2 separate regions of the Homo sapiens genome follow, and region 1 is linked to region 2. Evidence: chromatin contacts called from ENCODE Hi-C or POLR2A ChIA-PET data. All regions are on one chromosome and are shown on one strand. The core of a region is the stretch at or near the end of the contact, and the rest is flanking DNA. Distances in the headings are between cores, read along the strand shown.

Region 1 (3,409 bases), core at 309-2,808, 2.7 Mb before region 2:
GTAAATATTTCCATTTCCCATAAATTAATCTAAATATTTAGTGAAATATCATTTAGAATAACAACTTTTTGTAAAGAGACCAACTATTTTTACAGTTTAACTGAAAAAAAAGTAAATATGTGATGATAATACCCAGAACATTCTGAAAATGAATAGAAATGTGTATAGAGGCAGGTAGGAGAGTGTAGAGAAGCCAAGGTGTCCAGACTGTGGAATGGTTACAAAGAGTTCAAAAATACATATAAGCAGATATGAGAATTAGTACAGTAGTCCTCCCTTATCTAAGGGGGATACGTTCCAAGACCTCAGTAGATGCCTGAAACCTTGGATAGCACTAAACCTTATAAATACAGTACTATGTTTTTTCGCACATATCTATGATAAAGTTTAATTTTTGAATTAGGCAAGTAAGAGATTAACAACAACAACAATAATAATAAAGAACAATTATACAATATACCAGCATCACTACTCTTGCACTTTGGGGCCATTACGAAGAAACGTAAGGGTTACTTGAATAGAAACACCGTGATACTTGTGGAGTCTTAATTGAGGAGAGGGAGTCAAGTTGGTGGAACTGAGGGAAAGCAAAAAGAGAAAGCAGATAAGCTCTAAGTCTGCCTTTCTTCTTGGTCCAGGATATGTAGCCCTCCTGTGCAAATAACACAATCTTCCTGTACCCAGCTATCACCAGATCCTCAGCTGACTAAAATTTAAAAAAAGTTAGTTAGGATACTGCAATTTTGGCATTATTAGAACTGCACAAAGCCCTCCTCAGCACACAGCATAAGCACCATCCTATAAAATTCCCAGGAAGCCTTTGTCTCTTTGCAGTTAGCTCCTCTCTTGCTAACCTGTCTGTAACCACTCTTGCAACATATTTCCATACTTTCTCTATTAAATCTGCCTTTCTTTACCTACAGCTGTCTTGTAAATTATTCTTACCGCCACACCACTGGCCTCAAATAGTTGCTGATCACCCATGACAACACTGATGCAGACAAACCCCCAAATTGGTGCTCAATCCAGAGGGTTCTTGGCTTCATTCAGGAAATAATTCAAGAGACAGCAGTGAAAGAAAGCAAGTTTATTAAAGATTACAACAACAGTGTACAGCAAAATGGCTGTCCATAGACAGAGCGGGGCTCTCCCATAGGCAGAATTGCCCAGAGTAGCAGTGTACAGCAAAGTGGCTGCTCTATAGGCAGAGCAGGCCAGAGCAGTAGCAGCAGTCCCAAAAAGGAGGAGGAGGAGAAGGAGGAGCAGCATCAGCGTACAGCAACAGTAGCAGTGCAGAGTAGCAGTTCCTGTAGATTGGTAGCTAGCTATGTTTATACCCACTCTTAGCTGTATACTAATTAAGGAGTGAATTATTCAGAATTTTCTAGAAAATGGGTGAGGGAGTTCCAAAACCATATAAAATAACTGCTGGGTTGTTGTCATGGCATTTGTAAACTGTCATGGTGCTGGTGGGAGTGTCTTTATGCTAATGAGCAGTGAGAGCAACTAGAGATCACTTTTGTCACCATGTGGTGGTTTCCACCGGTTTCTTCACTGCATCCTGTTTTGATCATCAGGCTCGTGATTGGTGCTGGGAAAATAAGTCCCGTTCATCTCCTACCTGAATACTGCTGCAGTCAATCTGATAACCAAGAGGGCCACTGAGTGACTAAAGGGCAGGTAGACAGCCTGGATACGCTGGACAAAGGGAGGATTCTTGTCCAGTGTGGACAATGCAAGGCAGTGTGAGATTTTATCACACTATTCAGAACAGCATGCAACTAAAACATTATTTCCAGAAATTTCTATTTAATATTATCAAACCATGATTGACCTTGGGTAACTGAAAATGCAGAAAGCGAAACTACAGATAAGGGAGTATGGCCATATAAGCAAATGATGGAGAAAGGAAAGATATTTCAATACATTTTGATGAGACAACCAGTTAGCAATTTAAACTAAAAGTATAGCTGAATTATTCCCTCACTCTTTATACCAAAATAAATTCCAGCTGATTAATTTTGAAAGAAAAAAATGAAGCCATAACTGTAATAAAGAATATATCCCAATTTTTCAAAATTCTGAAGTTAAAGAACTTTTTTAAAATCAAAACTATAAAATCCACAACCCATAAATATATGTCGATAAATTAGTTCCTATGAAGATTTAAAACTTTTCTGTTGTTAGAACCAAATAGTATAAACAAGGACAAAAGTTTTTTAAAAAGTGGGGGAGAGAATATTTGCAATATATTGAAAGATAAAATACTATTTTCCTTAAAATATAAAACTCTCAGGCTAGGAGAAGTGGCTCATGCCTATAATCCCAACACTTCAGAAGGCTGAGGTTGGAGGATCACTTGAAGCCAGGAGTTCACGATCAGCCCTAACAACAAAGTGAGACCCCCATCTCTACAAAAAACAAAAATGACACAAAGCTTTATGTAGAAATTATATATGTGTATACGTTTTATATATATGCACATATATAAAACTTCTAGAAATCAATAAGAAAAATACCCCAAATCTTTTAGAAATATAATAGGCATTTCACAGAAAAATAAACACATATGGCTTATAAGCAGATGGAAGGATGCCCAATTCTTCTCATAAATAAATGCAAATTAAGGCAAAATAAAGATAGTATTTTTTAGCTGCCAAATTGGCAATAGTTTGATAGTATACAGCCTTGGCAAGTTCGTGAGGAAACAGGAATTATCACACACAGACAGTGAATGTACACATTATCACAACTTCTTTGGAAGGGAATTTGACAGTAACCATAAAAACTAAAAATGTGGATATCCTCCAACACAGAAATTTGATTTTGAGGAATGTATCCCATCGATACTCACATGAGTGCAACTGCAATGTACAAAAATGTTTTAAAGCATAGTTATATACATAAACAAACATTGGGAGCAACCTAAGTATAATCATAATTAGACTGTTAAGTGCATGAGACTCTATTTTCTGGGTGGTTTCACCACTTACTAGTTTTGAAACCCTGAACAAGCTTCCTCAGCACTCTTGCCCCAGGTTCCTCATCTGTAAAGCTGTGCCAAAAGAAATACTGTACATGTTTCATTGGATAGTTAAGAGTAAATGAGTGAACACATAAGTCAAAAGGCAAAAAATACACTTTAGCTTAAAGATCTTAACTTGGCTTTATTTGCAAGTCCAGAATCCAGCAACAATTCATTCTATAAAGTATAATATGTGTTCCAATGAGCTGAGTAGAATAAGTTGGCTTTATAGACAGAGAGCTGAAGAAAGCAGAAACAAAGAACAAAAAGCAGACATGTTATTTCAAAGTTACTTTCCTTGTAAGGTGCAAACAGGGAAATAAAACAATAGAAAAATGACCCATTAGTTAACTTCAGGTAATCCCAGGTTACTTTTTGTTGTAA
Region 2 (3,835 bases), core at 1,336-3,835:
TTGTAATGTTTGTTGACTTAAACCATATAGCGCTATAGATGATGGGGAGAAAACCTGTTGGATCACATTATTCAAAACTGTTTCCCAGAGTCGCAGGAAAACAATAGGTACCTCCTTGGAAATCTCCACTGTAGGGACAAGTCATCAAGGCTCAGCACCTCCCAATTTTTGCAAAAGGCACTATGACAAATCAAGGAACGCCTGTGCCTTACTCTTACCACTAGGTGTCACACAAAACAATCAGGAATAAACACCAAGATCCTGAAGGCTACCAGAAATATAAAACCATAGAAGGTGGTGCAAAAAAACCTTATTCCTCAGATATTTTTATTTTTTATAACCATTTTTATACCTGAAGCCAAATATCTTCTTCTGATGTATCCTCTATAATTGGGACATTTAGAGTTTGATGTTTCTGTACTTGTTTAAAAGAAGTGACTATCCCCAGATGGGGGTCAGGGGACACCCACCCTTTATTTTCCCTAACAGTTGGAGTAGAAAATACTTTTGAGTACATTCCAAATTATAGTGTAGTCAGTCTGATTTTCACAGCGTGTTTTCAAAAGTGTTAATACTAAGACTGCTTTGGCCAAATGATTAATATACTGCCAAGGGGTTCCTGGGTAAATTTCTATGCATTTCAGTTTCTTTTTAGGGAAGTAGGAACAATATCTATCTTACAAGATTAGTTCTGAGAACAATGTGGTACATAAGGCGCTGGAATTCTTTCAAAAATTTATACCCTGACATTTCCAAGAGCCATGGTCACCCTTACAAAGGAGAGTTAGGCATGCATTTGTAGACAAGCAATATGACTTTTAAGCTAGAAAAGACCTTAAGTAACATTCAATCTAATCTTATTATAAAAGTTAAGTATACCACAAAAAAGTTAACTGACCTCTCCAACTAATGTGCAGTCAAGTAAAGATAGAACCTGGAATTGAGATGTCCCATTGCAGTCACTGTTTCACCTTGCCTCAATCATTGTAGATTTGCATATCATAAACCTGCAGAGACAATGGTGTCTATCCCTGGGAAGTTTTCATTGTAACATGTGATCATTATTACCCTGGAGGGTCTATCTGATTTTAATTTTTTTCCCTTCATACTTGGTCTCTCTCTATCGAGTCAGATTTCTTTCATTCTAATATTAGGGGAGGGGTGGAGATACGAAGAGAGGGGAAGGATTGGTTAGTACAAGGCCAGTCAAGGTAAAGATGATTGCAATAATCACCAGAAATCTCTGCAGAACTACAGAGGCCTCCTGGGACTAATTCTGAAGAGCTCTGACCGAAGTTTGCTTTATTTTGCCTGTACCAATTCTACCAAGTAGATGAATTCAGTCCATGGCTTGCAGGCTTGGAGGTGGAGGTGGAGTGGAGAGCATAAATTATATTTCTGCAGGTGAAACCAGAGCATAGTGAGCCGAAACCCCTTTCTACCCAGGTGGCGTGAATGGGTCCAACTGCTACTGTCCCCCAGGACAAGAGAGCAAGGAGGGGCGGGCAGGATGGGACTACCTTGAGCCTCCCGCAGGATGCCTGGCAACTACTTTCTTAGTGGTCCTTAAGGTCCAATCGCGGTTAAGGCACTAACTAAACTCATTCTTCAGCCTCCTTCTCTAAGTTCTCCTCGAATTTGGGTGCCCAGAAGTAGGCTCACGATCCTTTTTCTGCGGGAGCACAATGTAGGTCAGATAGCATAAACGAATAGCTACTTATGAACACAATAGCTACTCTGCTATTGCAAGGTATCCACAACCACCACTACAAACATTAACACCTTGCTTTACTTGGGAAACAAAAAAAATCATGGTCCTATTCAGCAGTTTCCCCATACAGGGAGCGTTTGCCCCTCCCCCAGTCAACAGGGCTGTTCATCCCTAGGAAGTGATTTGAGAGTTCTCCAAGGATTTAGGCTTTTCACTCCTCCAAAGCTTTCACAACTTCTACCTGGCGGGGGTGCGTGGGGGGGTGGGGGCGAAGCTAAAAGTTCCTTTGCTGCAAAGAGCCTGGTATAGGCAGAAACACCGGCGCGGCCTGCAGCCCCCTAACCACAGTGCGTCCTTCCCCTTAGAAGTCTGGGGAAAGCAAATCCCTACGCCCAGCCATCATTTCCACTCTTGCGTTTTCAAAAGATCAAAAAACGGAAAGGACCGGCAGGTTGGCAAACCCCAAAGAGGGACCGCCCATCAGGTCGGCGTCCTTGGGATCTCAGCAGCCGACGACCCCAATTCAAATCGATCGTGGGAAACCCCAGGGAAAGAAGGCTCACTTGCAGAGGGACAGGATTACAGGGTGCAGGCTGCAGGGAAGTACCGGGGGGAGGGGGCCTGGTCGGAAGGACTTTCCAGCCACTCGGCGCTCATCAAAAAGTTCCCTGTCCGTGACCCTAGTGGCTCATCGCAGGGAGTTTCTCCGATGAACCCCAGCTCAGGGTTTAGGCTTCTTTTTCCCCCTAGCAGAGGACGAAGCCAGTTCTCTTTTTCTGGTCTGACTGGCTTGGAAATTCCCCGAGCCTGACCCCGCCCCAGAGAAATCCCCAGCCAGCGTTTATAGGGCGCCGCGGCGGCGCTGCAGAGCCCACAGCAGTCCGTGCCGCCGTCCCGCCCGCCAGCGCCCCAGCGAGGAAGCAGCGCGCAGCCCGCGGCCCAGCGCACCCGCAGCAGCGCCCGCAGCTCGTCCGCGCCATGTTCCAGGCGGCCGAGCGCCCCCAGGAGTGGGCCATGGAGGGCCCCCGCGACGGGCTGAAGAAGGAGCGGCTACTGGACGACCGCCACGACAGCGGCCTGGACTCCATGAAAGACGAGGAGTACGAGCAGATGGTCAAGGAGCTGCAGGAGATCCGCCTCGAGCCGCAGGAGGTGCCGCGCGGCTCGGAGCCCTGGAAGCAGCAGCTCACCGAGGACGGGGACTCGTAAGTGGCGGAGGCCCGGGGCTGGGGGTCGTCGGGAGGGCGGGACGCGCGCGGCCTGGGGGTGGGAGGCGCCGGGCCTGGAGCCCGAGCCGGGGGACCAGCGATGCAGCCGGGCGGGCGCCGCGGCACCCCGGGGCTCCTGCACCGCCCCGAACGCTGCAGGGCTGCAGGGCCGCGCGGGGCACCGGCCCAACTCGGAGGGGCGGCGGCTGGGCCCTGGTGGATGGCAGCGTCGCCACACGCCCCCTCCCCCCAGACCCGTCCTCTAGGCCGGGGGCGGGGCGGCAGCGGGGACGCGAAGTCCCCGGTTGCATAAGGCGGGGCGGGAGTTTCTGGCCGCTGGCGGGCGCCGAGCAGCCGGGAGGGGAAGTACAGGGCGTTCCGAGCTGGCGGGAGGGCGGGGCGGTCTGGCCGGCGCCCGCCGGGGCCGCGGGGGGAGGGGGGCGGAAAGTCCCTGGGCGCCTGCCAGGAACACTCAGCTCATAATAACCTCGCGGAAAACACCGCGGCCTCGGCCTCCAGAAACCCCGGCCTTGCGCAATCCCCCGCAGCCCGCGCCTCCCTGGGCCCCACGCGGTGCACTCACCACCCCTGGGGTTTTTCCCTCTCTTCCCCACAGGTTCCTGCACTTGGCCATCATCCATGAAGAAAAGGCACTGACCATGGAAGTGATCCGCCAGGTGAAGGGAGACCTGGCCTTCCTCAACTTCCAGAACAACCTGCAGCAGGTGCGCCGCTTGCCTGGCCCGGGTTCTCTCTGACCCTGGGACGTAGCTGATGTAGCAGAGTCACCCCAGATCCTTTCTGAATTCAGGGCCACTGAGCACTATTTACCCTCACCTTTTACTTCACATCAGCCCACATCCTAGAGAGTGAAGGAAATTCCACTGATTTGGTGAGGTCTTTATGACCCACCTGG

What was found. Hi-C counts contacts between places; a loop is a spot of excess contacts on that map. ChIA-PET counts read pairs that join two places held with the same protein, here RNA polymerase II (POLR2A). Pooled maps may share reads with other maps.
Region 1: a loop to region 2 is called in a map of naive thymus-derived CD4-positive, alpha-beta T cell, with 8 times the contacts of the local background. The contact joins the enhancer-like site here to the promoter of NFKBIA in region 2. A Hi-C loop is called at or near these places in 1 of 168 maps with a recorded cell type or tissue (naive thymus-derived CD4-positive, alpha-beta T cell) and 3 of 50 pooled maps. POLR2A ChIA-PET finds 5 or more read pairs at or near these places in 1 of 52 experiments (T-cell).

The regions. Positions count from the first base shown.
Region 1 is chr14:38,063,405-38,066,813 of GRCh38, reverse strand. No RefSeq gene overlaps it. Among named protein-coding and RNA genes, the nearest start is that of SSTR1, 140 kb to the left of the region's middle. Within about 2 kb of position 1,558, at least 5 of the 41 ENCODE cell types and tissues checked have a DNase peak (open chromatin) inside an H3K27ac peak, as active enhancers do.
Region 2 is chr14:35,403,499-35,407,333 of GRCh38, reverse strand. It overlaps NFKBIA (NFKB inhibitor alpha), which reads left to right and starts at 2,585. Exons shown (of 6, transcript NM_020529.3): 1 at 2,585-2,916; 2 at 3,536-3,644. The coding sequence starts at 2,690. RefSeq lists enhancers at 87-146, 2,124-2,523, 1,728-2,599, 3,704-3,753, 3,784-3,835 and silencers at 2,594-2,763, 2,914-3,503.